3 separate regions of the Homo sapiens genome follow, and all the other regions are linked to region 3. The links are chromatin contacts, found by Hi-C or POLR2A ChIA-PET in ENCODE. All regions are on one chromosome and are shown on one strand. Each heading gives the region's core, a stretch centred on a gene start or an enhancer-like site at or near the end of the contact. The rest is flanking DNA. Distances are from core to core; before and after follow the strand shown.

Region 1 (3,874 bases), core at 672-3,171, 640 kb after region 3:
GAGACTCTTTAACCAGTTCCAACGTTTGTGGAAGGCTGTATTTCTATGAAATAATATCCTCAGATCATGCCTGACTTTATGTTAATGATATCACTCAGGATAGGGGCTGGACATGCCACAAAAGCCATCCATGTGACTGGAGGGTTGGGGCTTTGAGCAATGTGGATATCAGCCTGACTTCTGACCTCTGACCCCCAGGAAGGAGCAGGGGGCTGGAGACTGAATTCGATCACACTGCCAATGATTCAACCAATCATGCCTACAAAATAAAACCCAAATAAAAACTCTGGACATGAAAGCTAGGGGAAACTTCCAGGTTGATAATCATACATCAGTGTGCCAGGAGGATGACAGGTCCTGAGCATAAAGAAGCTTTGAATTTGGGACCCTCCCAGACTTTGCTCCCTGCACCTTTTCATTTGGATGTCCCTGGTTTGTGTCTTTTATAATGAAACACTAAGCCTAAGTATAGTGCGTGCCTGCATTCTGTGAGTTGTTCTGGTCCATTATTAAACCTGAGGAGTTAGTGGGAATCCCTGCATTTGTGGTCAGTTGGTCAGAAGCACCGGTGGCTCAGGAACCCTGGAACATATAACAGCTGGTATCTGGGGTAAGAGGCATCCTGTGAGTGGCTGTTCCCTTAACCTGTGAAATTTGACCTTACTCCAGGTCAGGATTGTATTGCAAAGAGAAAATAATGTATGGATCCCCTTGTAGGCATCACCTAGCTTCAATAATAATCAGCTCATGGCCAAACTTGTTTCATCTATAACCCCTCCCATTTTCCTTTCATCATTATCCCTCAGCCCTCTTACCTGCATCACTAGATTACTTTGAAGTAAATCACTGACAAATCATTTTGTCAGCAAATCACTGATATTTGTTCATACATATTAAAGCAGATATCTCTAAAACAAAAGACCGCTTCCCCTCCCACTTTTTTTTTTTTTTTTTTTTTTGAGACAGAGTCTCACCCTGTCACCCAGGCTGGAGTGCAATGGCGCTATCTCTGCTCACTGCAACCTCCACCTCCCAGGTTCAAGCGATTCTCCTGCCTCAGCCTCCTGAGTAGCTGGGATCACAGGCGGGCGTCACCACGCCCGGCTAATTTTTTATATCTTTAGTAGAGATGGGGTTTCACCATGTTGGCCAGGCTGGCCTCGAACTCCTGACCTCATAATCTGCCTGCCTTGGCCTCCCAAATGCTGGGATTACAGGCGTGAGCCACCGCGCCCGGCCTCCCCACCTTTTTTTTAAGAGACAAGTTCTCACTCTGTTGCTCCCAAGATGGCAGATTGGAGGCAGTGTTAGCATGCCTCTTCCACTTGGAAAGACAAGATAGTGTGTAGAGACTCACACACTGTGAACTTTTCTCCTAGAAGCAACACAGGAACTTAACAGGAGAACTGAAAGAAGCCACTGACCCTTTGAAAGAAGCACTGGGCTGCAGCCTACACCATAAGCCAGTGGAAAACTAAGTTCCCCAGAGTGAAAGAGGAATAAATTGCCTCTGGAACATACACTCCCACTTGGGAATCTGGCAATAGAGGCCCATGAGGGAAGAACTTAACCCTATCCAGCAATGGAGCTGATTTTAGTGAGCAGTGGGGAATGTATGAGAAAAAGCATCATTGGGACGGGCTTTGCATGCACTCCCAGGCTCCAGTGAGGATGGAGGGAAGACATTCCCGACCCTACCTCACAGAGGACTGTGCAGAAATCTGCCAGCTAACTCAGACAGCAGTCACAGGTTGGCAGAAGTTCCCAACTGGGTTCACAATATAATGCCGAATGGGGACAAACCCCCTTGGGCAGAACCAAGGAGTGACTGGGAAATGTGCTGCAGCCACGGGTGCAGGAGCTGGGCGCCCCTGCTTCACGGGCAGACTGGGAGGGGCGTGGCTTGAAAGCATTGGTTGTTCTCTCCTTCAGGAAGGCTTATGGCATGGGGCAGTCTTGAGTTCTGAATGCGGACTGCCTGGATTCTAACGAGCTGCTGCAAGCGGAACCCTGCGGGTGAGGGACCGGCCTTGCCAAGTGCATGGGCGCTGGTGGGGCTTACTGCCGCCTGCTACTCCCCAACCCCTGTAGAGAGACTTCTGTGCAGCAGAGGCAGCTGCACCCCTCCCTGCAACATTACCCCTGCGGCCAGAAAAATGCTCTCTGACCCCCACAGGGGCCACTGCTTACCCCGCATGTGGGGAGCCACAGCGTGAACCTGCCTGATCCAGCCGCCACCTGGCTTTGCTCCTTCACTTGCTCTGGTAGCTTAACACAAAGGACAGAAATTTTTTGGCGCTCTATGGCCCCACCCATTACCTGAGTCACCAGAGTACCTCCCCTGGGTAACATGAGGCAAGCACAAATCCCACTGCTACTACGGCAGCTGGTGCTCTTTGGCAAGCGCCACCTTCTGGCTGGAGGCCAATTGACAGTCCATTACAGCATCTCCAAGTAGTGTAACACTGCACCAAGGAAGGAGAAAACTTGTGCATGACCTCAGCTGTCACCATTGCCTGCATCGTTCTGGCTAACCAGGGGGTCCTGAGTCTGTCCACATGACCAATTCATTACTACTACTACTGGCATTTGAGAAATCTTTACCAGACAAAGAATTCAAAAGGTTGATCATTAAGCTACTCAAGGAGATATAAGAGAAAGGTGAAAAACAACATATAGAAATTTAAAAATCAATTCAGGATATAGATGAAATATTTTCTAAAGAGATAGATTTTTTTAAAAAATCAACCAGAACTTTTTGAAATGAAGGACACATTTAGGGATTTAGGGAATTACAAAATGAGCTGGAAAGTTTTAACAATATTCTAGACCAAATAGAAGAAAGAATTTCAGAGCTCTAAGACAAGGCTTTCAAATTAACCCAATCAGACAAAAATAAAGAAAAAAGAATTAATAGAAATGAATAAAGCGTCCAAGAAATATGGTATTATGTAAAATGGACAAGTATAAGAACTATTGGTGTCCCTGAAGGAGAAGAAAAAGCAAAAAAAAAAAAAAAAAAAAAAAGTGAAAAACTTCTTTGAGGGAATAATTGAGAAAAACTTCCCTGTCCTTGCTGGAGATTTAGACATCCAAATACAAGAAGCTCAAAGAAGTCCTGGGAGATTCATTGCAAAAAGGATATCACCAAGGAACATAGTCATCAGACTATCTATAGTCAGTGTGAAGGAAAGAATTCTAAGAGCAGTGAGTCAAAAGCATCAGGTAAGCTATAAAGGGAAACCTATCAGACAAATAGTAGACTTTTCAGTATAAAATTTACAAACCAGAAGGAATTCGAATCCTATCTTTAGCCTTCTTTTTTTTTTGAGATGGAGTCTTGCCCTGTTGCCCAGGCTGGAGTGCAGTGGTGCAATCTCAGCTCACTGCAACCTCCACCTCCCAGGTTCAAGCAATTCTCCTGCCTCAGCCTCCTGAATAGCTGGGAATACAGGTACATGCCACCAAGCCCAGCTAATTTTTGTATTTTTAGTAGAGACGAGGTTTCACCATGTTGGTCAGGCTGGTCTCGAACTCCTGACCTTGTGATTCACCTGCCTCAGCCTCCCAAAGTGTCTTTAGCCTTCTTAAATGGAATAACCCTCAGCCAAGAATTTTGTATTCAGTAAAATTAAGTCTTATAAATACAGACAAAATAAAGTCTTGTTCAGATAAGCAAATGGTGAGGGAATTTGTCACTATCAGACCAGCCCTACAAGAAATGCTCAAAGGATTTCTAAAGCTTGAAACAAAAGGTTGATATAAACCAGAACAGAACCTCTTGACACATAAACCTCATAGGGTCTATAAAACAATAACACAATGAAGAAAACAAAATATCTAGGTAACAATCAACATGATGGCTGGAACAGTA
Region 2 (3,509 bases), core at 1,010-3,509, 940 kb after region 3:
GGCATAAAGAATAATTCTCCAGGCATTGATTGTCCGTCCATAGAAGGAATATGAGGACCTCATAACAGAGGGAGTTCTCAGCCCCTGGACCTGTTCAAGCACAGACCAGCACATCTTTTGGCTGGGAGGCTATAGCAATTGTACCAACATCTGATAGGGGGCTCAACTAGATGACAAGGTTTCTTTCAAATTGGATGGTTATGATAATGAGTGAAATTTAGACAAGAATTTGCAAACTAGGGAGGGTCCCACAGAGAATGATGCTGAAGAGCTGAAGAAAGAAGCCAAAAAAGGAGGCCAGAGAAAGAGCTCCAACGAGGCTGTCTGGTAGCAATGATGAATGTTCTGCCATCTTGGGAAAGCAGCTGGCACTGATGAGGACAAAATAACTAATAGACAAGTTTGCTGCTGCTGCTTCCAGCCAAGCAGACCCCATAGTTGTGCACTTAACAGTGCATCATAGGGCTCCTGCTCCTTGCGGTGATGTGTTATGCTGGCCGGACTTTCCAACAAATGCCAGACAAATCAGCGGTCTGGCTGGAGTCCTCCACCGGCAAAAATGCGCAAACCCTGGCAACAACAAAGATGATGAGATGAGATTCAGTCCAGACCCGTGACATGCCATTAGATCTTCCTAATCACCAGAGAGCAAATCCTTACTCTGTGTACTGGACACTGTGCTAAGAACTTAATAGACATGGGGGCTGGGTGTGGTGGCTCACACCTGTAATCCCAGCACTTTGGGAGGCTGAAGCATAAGGATCGCTTTAGCCCAGGTGTTGGAGACCAGCCTGGGCAACAGAGTGAGACCTCGTCTCAAAAAAACCCAAACAACAACAACTAGCTGGTCATGGTGGTGCACGCCTGAAGTCTCAGCTACTCGGTAGGCTGAGGTGGGAGGATCACTTGAGCTTGGGAGGTGGAGGCCGCAATGAGCCATGACTGTGCCACTGCACTCCAGCCTAGGTGACAGAGCAAGACCCTGCCTCAAAAAAAAAAAAAAAAAAAAAAAAGAAAAAGAAAGAAAGAAAAAGAAAAAGAAAAAGAAAAAGAAAAAAAAGAAAGAAAAGAAAAGAAAAAGAAGAAAATAGACATGATCTCACATATGTGAAAGATCCCACTATCCCCATTTAACTGATGAAAATATTAAGGCTCAGAGCAGGCAACGGACATCCCTAACTCATCTAGAGATTCAGTGACAGAGTTAGAGTACTCAGGGCTCCAACTCCCATCTGACCATTAACTCAAACCACCTTTGTTTATCTCCCCCGCCCCCCGCCAGTAAACACTCTCTAGTAAACACCTTGTCCACTAAAGCACCGTGGTTTCCACGAGGGACTCCTTCGTGCACAGCCATCCTCACTCTGCAGGAACTCTTAAGTTTCAGTGAATGAATGAATTTGGAGTGGTCAACAAGGGGTGCACAGTTGCAACTTTTAAAATATTGCAGAAGGAGAGAAATGCCACAAAACAAAATGCACATGGAAAAATCACTACCTTATTTCAAAATATTTACAGCTTCACATTTAAGGCCACCCAAAGCGTGGCGGTCAGTGGTGAGAAGGCAGAGATCAGAGGCTGTTGGGGTGGGTCATACACCATGATTCCCGGCCCCCCTCTGGGAGATACAAGGTATCCCACAGTCTTCTCTCCCAGTTACATCCTCCACGGAAACCACAAGATGACTCGCTCAACTTTTTCTAAAGTAGAAAAAAATATGCTTGTGTGTGTGTGTAAGGGGAGGAGAGGGGATGTGAATGAAATGGAGGGTAGTGTAATAATTCCTGTAGTCATAAGACACGCCAGTTGGTAGTTGCTAGTATTCCAGACACTTCCTAACGCCAGACAAATGCCCCAAGCCTCGGCATGTCTGGCCTAGAGATCTATTCAACTGATAGCAGCCGCCTCTTCTGGGGAGAGCAGATCTTTCAGAAAGCACTGGCTGCGCTGCTAATCAAACGCAACATTGTTCTCAGCAAGGAGGAAGAATGGAAAGGTTTGTTTCAGAGTCACAACTTTATTTTTTTTAAAAGGCACCCAAGTTGTTTCAACAAGCTGCTACAAAACTTGGGCTTCCTGAGTGGAGGCTGTTTTGCACAGTGCATGTACTGTACAAAAATCCAGGCAGGGAGGGGTCAGAGAGTTCGTCATTAAAGAAAAAAAAAAAAAAAAGCCCCAGGCACTTGATGCCTGGAAATGATGTCAGACGCAGCCACTCCTCTGTTAGAACTACAGCCAAACAATGCGCAGGCAATCCACAGCAGCTGCCCCTGCAAATGTCAGCGCCAGCCCAGTCAAAAGAGCTTGAAACCTACCAAGCCGGAGGACTGTGCTGTGCCTCTCTCGCCCACATTTTCCCCAAGCACTCTCAGGAACCTGGCAACAGGTAACGTGGCAACCTTTGACTTATAAAAGGGCAAGTGGCACAATCTCAGGGAACAAATGGACTTTTTTTTAAAGCCAGCATCTCCCCCACCACTCCCACACCCCCCTCCCTCCCTCCCTCCCTCCCAACCAAAAGTCTGTAAAAAACAAAACATTGACGCGGGCAGTCCTACTCTCTAGTGTCCCCTTGTGGCCAAGCCTGGAACATCACATCTGTACGTTGCAATCTGTGGATCAGCTACGAGGTAAGTCGCTCTTTGGAAGGGGTGGAGGTCTTTGCTGGACTTGTCTTCCGAAAAGTATGAAGAGTGGAAGTCAAGGCTCAGAATGGCGTCCTTTTTTACCTTATCACCTTAACAAAAACTTCACCTTAGCTGCAGGGTTAAACCTCTGGGTTGGGGCTGGGGATTTTCGTTGTTGTTGTTTTAAAGCAGCAGCCAAGGCCATGTTTTTTAAGGTGGTGAGTTAAACGGAGCAAGAGCTGCGGTAGCCTTTTCCACCCAATCTCTTTCTTCACATCCTAGTCACAGCCAAGGGTAGGGTGGATGGCAGTGAGGATAAACAGCCCAGAAACAGGATTCCTGCAGGGTGGGACTGGCATTTTCCATTTTTATCTGAAGTTGTACTTTGAATGCAGACACCTTTCTCTCAGGCCAGAAGCACTGCTCATTTGTATTGCTGGCTTCCAGTTAGCCTATTTGCAAGGATTACTTAGGATTTCCAGACTGCAGGCCCAGCTACCCAGAGAGTGTGCCTCAAAGCCCCACCTCAAAGCTTTTATCTCTATGTGGCGGGAAACACCCACGAAAATGCCAACGGCGGTATTTGTAACTTGCCTTCTTCCTTTTGGGAACTGCTTTCTGCAGCTCTCTCTGCGTTAGAGGAATAGCTACAGCTGGGAGCTGCTCCAGCCACGCAGGAGGAGAGGGCACCCATTGAGAGGCGGGCACCCCTTCTGTCTCCCTCTGGCTATGTTAACTGGAAACTAGGAAAGGGGTTCAGATCAAAGTAACTGCTGTCTTCAGAAAGTTCCATTCATTAACTAAGTTAGCGGAAATTAAATGGTGTTTGGAGGAAGGTCATTTCAGAAGGCCCAGGGCCAGAGGCTGAGGTCTAAAACTTCT
Region 3 (3,544 bases), core at 791-3,290:
CATGCAAGGAAGAAGGGAATGGGGAACTTCTTCAGGGGCCACTAAGTTTTGGGGAAGTTCGTTATGTAGCAATAAATAACTGATACAAGGCCACTTAAATATTTTACTCTGTAGTAAGATAGCTAATTAACAAAAACTAAGAGTCAATTGAAGAGAACTCATTAAGGAAGTGGGTCATTTCAAACGCTTTTATTTACTTGTGATGACAATTAAATAAAGAACAAACTCGTCATCTTTCTTTGATGAAAAAATTGTTTGATATTCTGAGAACAAAAGTGATGCCATACTGCCATTAAGAAACTGATTCAGACTCGATCTCTCAACAAGGTAAGACATCAATGTTCCCATCAAGAGCTGCCCATAATACTGCAGTACACTTCTCTGGCACCATTAAAAAAAAAATCTCTTAGAGATGATCCTGAAATCTCTTCTAAAGACATGAAAGAGGTGTGCTTGTATAATCTGGTATTACAAAGAAATGAGAAATTGCCCTGATGACGAATCTCCAGCTCTAATCTCAATTTGCTGAAGTAGAGAGGCAATTCATCTTACCCATTAACTAAGAATTAGAAAAACAATTTGTGTTTTTCTTTGAGTCATTTAACTCAAATACCACTATATAAAGGAATAGAATGAGACATTCGCATGAATTTGAAAGGTAAATAAAACATCAGACTTCAAAGAAATTCCATTAGAATCGGGGGTTACTTTTTTGTTTTCTTTTCCTCCACCTCCACCTTAAGGAACATGAACGGCATTTGGCCACAGTTTATGTCTTTCCAATTTTATCTTCCACCATCTACCGCTCAGTTCTCCTCACTTCCAGCCAAACAATGTATGTTCCCCAAACACGCCTTCACAATTTCGTTCTAGTTGGTGTCTACCTCTAGTATATGTGTAGTCAATTTATACACACATTCCCCACGATCTTGAAACGTCTTGACATCCACAAGCAAATCTAGGTTTCTAACATAACACTAACTTTGTAAGTCTGTCCATATAAGGTTTTAGCAAACCTAGTAAAACAGAAAACGCACTATTATCCAGGCTTATATTCTGAGATTTGAAAAACCCCTCTATCTGCTACCTTTGGGTTTCTGAATTTACATACCACTCTCAAGTATACAGTATTCACGATTTCTAAGAACTGGAGAGTAAACCTAGTCCTCTAACAATGGCATTTTATTTGTTGAGTTAGGGCACTACCTGCCCACGATGAGGATAGTTAATGAAACGCTGCCCGGTAACGACGATTAAAGGCTTTGATTGAAAACGTATTAGGCCTTAAGAATTTTGCGAACATCTAATTTAACCCTAGTAACTGTGGCGTGGGTTCTTTCAGAATTTACACGCACGTGGGAGACCGCGAAGCGCAGGCAGCGTTAAAACTAGGGCGCTGGAGTCACCCCCGTACCCCGAATGCCGTCGGCGCTCCAGGGCCCCCAGAGGGTGCGGGGGGCGGGGACGCTGTGACGTCACAGAGCGCCCTTCTGACGTTCTCACGGACCCGCTTTGCCTCGGGGGCCCACGCTGGAGCCCACCCAGTACTACTAAGAAATGAGGAGGAAAAAGGGGCGCCGGCTCTCGTAGCGCCTATTTTCTCGGCAGAGGGACCCACGTGCTCGCTTTGGTGGACTCTGCGCCCGGCGAGTACCGCCGGCCTGAAGCTTCCCGCCGCCGCGTCCACGCGACCCAGCCAGAGAGGGCTCAGTCAGCCGGCGCGGCACCTACAAGCTCAGTCGGGATCCTGGAGAGGCGGGAAGGCAGCGGGGCCCTTTCCACAGAGAGAACACAGCTCTTCGGGAGATTCCCCCGCTGCCCCCGAGCCCTGCTCTCCCGCCTCGGCCTCTGAGGACTACCCGCAGGGCGCAGGCAGCCGCGAAAGACTCAGCCTCCTTCCAACTTCGCGAGGGCCGAGGGGGCGGGCCCCGGGCGCGCGCGCGGCGAAGCCCCGCCCCTGCCCGCGCGGCCTGCTGGATTCGCCCCGCCCCTCGCTGTCGCCCGCCGCCCGCCACCCGCCACCGCTCTTCCTCCTGCGCCACAGTCCCGGCGGCGGCGCTGGTCGCGGGTCGCACCGTGAGGCTCGCGTGGGCGGCGATAGGCGCTGGGCCCGGGCCCGGTGAGGAGCGCGCCGCGCGTCCCCTTCTCCTCAGGAGTGGCGGGCCGCGGAAGTGACGTGGTGCACGGGCAGGAGCGCGTTTGAATCGGTTCCCGGGTGATCCTCGCGCCTGCCGCTGCTCGGCCGCCGCCGCTGACGAGGAGCTGCAGCGCGCCGGGCCGAGGCCTCGAGCCGCCCCGGGAGCTGGAGCTGAAGGCGCCGCGCGGAGCGCGCACCTCAGCCCTGAGCCCGGCGGCGGCAGGCGTCGCTGTCTTTTCTCCTTTTCCCCAATATGGCAGCGGCGGACGGCGGCGGGCCTGGTGGGGCCTCTGTGGGGACTGAGGAGGATGGCGGAGGCGTCGGCCACAGGACGGTGTACTTGTTTGATCGGCGCGAAAAGGAGTCCGAGCTCGGGGACCGGCCTCTGCAGGTCGGGGAGCGCTCGGACTACGCGGGATTTCGCGCGTGTGTGTGTCAGGTACGCGAAGGGGCGAGGAAGGGATGCGCGTGTAGACTTGGGGGCGGGAGGGTGATGAGAAACTCAACTTGCTCACTGAGGGCAATAAACCTGTCACCCGGTCCCGGTCCTGCGGCCTTGGCTTCCCTCTCCCGTGTGCCCGCCATGTCCGTGACCTGGTGGCCGGACGCCTCGGGCGGGCCCTGGCCCGGGCCTCGAAGTGCAGGGCCGGCTCCCCCGTGGCCCTCCCTCTGCCTCCGCTCCTTTTACGGGAGGCCTTGCCGGCCCGGGTGGAGAGCTCAGCGTTTGTTGGCCCTGGGCGAGCTTAGCCCGGTTGCGGCCCTGCAGTCTAGGGAAAGCCGTTGGTGGTGTCTGTTTTTACTTTGTAACTTTTTTAAAACGAGAGAAGGGAGTTAACGCCCAGGGGCTCTGTTGTGAGTGTTGCGACGGTGGGAAGTTGTGAAATGCCCGGAGTCATCTCCCCCAAGTTCATTAGATGATGCGGGGTGTCCCCGGGTTGCCCTGTCGAGGTTGCAGGTCCTTCTGGGGCGGGGCGGCGGGGGGGATCCTTCCGCACGGAGACACTTGTCCAGGTCAGCTCTGCAGGTAGAGCTGGCCTTCTGCCTGTCTGAGCCCTAACCCTTGGGAATTTCCAAACCAAGTCAAAGGTTGGTATGGGTGGCTGTGGAGCACCAGAAAACGTACCTACCCCGTGTATTGGTTCGCTTTGAAAATGAACGTGGAGGGAAATCCGCTTTAAACTGTGATGTACTTTATAGATATGAGGTGGTGGCATTGCCTGAGCTTTGAAGAAGGAATATTGTCATGCTCTGAATTAACCATATGAGGTCCCTTTTTAAGCTGTTAAGAACACTTAGCGTCCAAGGGAAAAAAAGAACTTTGAAGCCGTGTTTTGTCGTGAGGCTGATAGGTTTAGAAATGTTCTAGACCATATAACTGTATGGTTGCTGAAATAATTGAAATCGTGA

What was found. A loop is a pair of places that touch in the nucleus more often than their neighbours do. ChIA-PET counts read pairs that join two places held with the same protein, here RNA polymerase II (POLR2A). Pooled maps may share reads with other maps.
Region 1: a pooled map shows a loop between it and region 3 (6-fold over the local background). The contact joins the enhancer-like site here to the promoter of SMCHD1 in region 3. A Hi-C loop is called at or near these places in 5 of 50 pooled maps. POLR2A ChIA-PET finds 5 or more read pairs at or near these places in 2 of 52 experiments (HEK293 and activated naive CD4-positive, alpha-beta T cell).
Region 2: a loop to region 3 is called in a map of CD8-positive, alpha-beta T cell, with 6 times the contacts of the local background. The contact joins the promoter of DLGAP1-AS1 here to the promoter of SMCHD1 in region 3. A Hi-C loop is called at or near these places in 5 of 168 maps with a recorded cell type or tissue (B cell, CD14-positive monocyte, CD8-positive, alpha-beta T cell and 2 more), 11 of 37 single-sample maps with no recorded cell type and 22 of 50 pooled maps. POLR2A ChIA-PET finds 5 or more read pairs at or near these places in 5 of 52 experiments (B cell, CD4-positive, alpha-beta T cell, GM10248 and 2 more).

The regions. Positions count from the first base shown.
Region 1 is chr18:3,295,175-3,299,048 of GRCh38, forward strand. No RefSeq gene overlaps it. Among named protein-coding and RNA genes, the nearest start is that of MYL12-AS1, 35 kb to the left of the region's middle. RefSeq lists an enhancer at 2,032-2,111. Within about 2 kb of position 1,922, at least 21 of the 41 ENCODE cell types and tissues checked have a DNase peak (open chromatin) inside an H3K27ac peak, as active enhancers do.
Region 2 is chr18:3,591,855-3,595,363 of GRCh38, forward strand. DLGAP1-AS1 (DLGAP1 antisense RNA 1) reads left to right here and starts at 2,260. Exons shown (of 3, transcript NR_024101.1): 1 at 2,260-2,386; 2 at 2,566-2,630. All of the region lies in intron 7 of DLGAP1 (DLG associated protein 1), which reads right to left. RefSeq lists enhancers at 1,900-2,019, 3,432-3,509 and a silencer at 3,017-3,311.
Region 3 is chr18:2,653,686-2,657,229 of GRCh38, forward strand. SMCHD1 (structural maintenance of chromosomes flexible hinge domain containing 1) reads left to right here and starts at 2,041. Exons shown (of 48, transcript NM_015295.3): 1 at 2,041-2,576. The coding sequence starts at 2,391. It also overlaps the pseudogene CBX3P2. RefSeq lists an enhancer at 220-849 and silencers at 1,884-2,333, 2,564-2,743.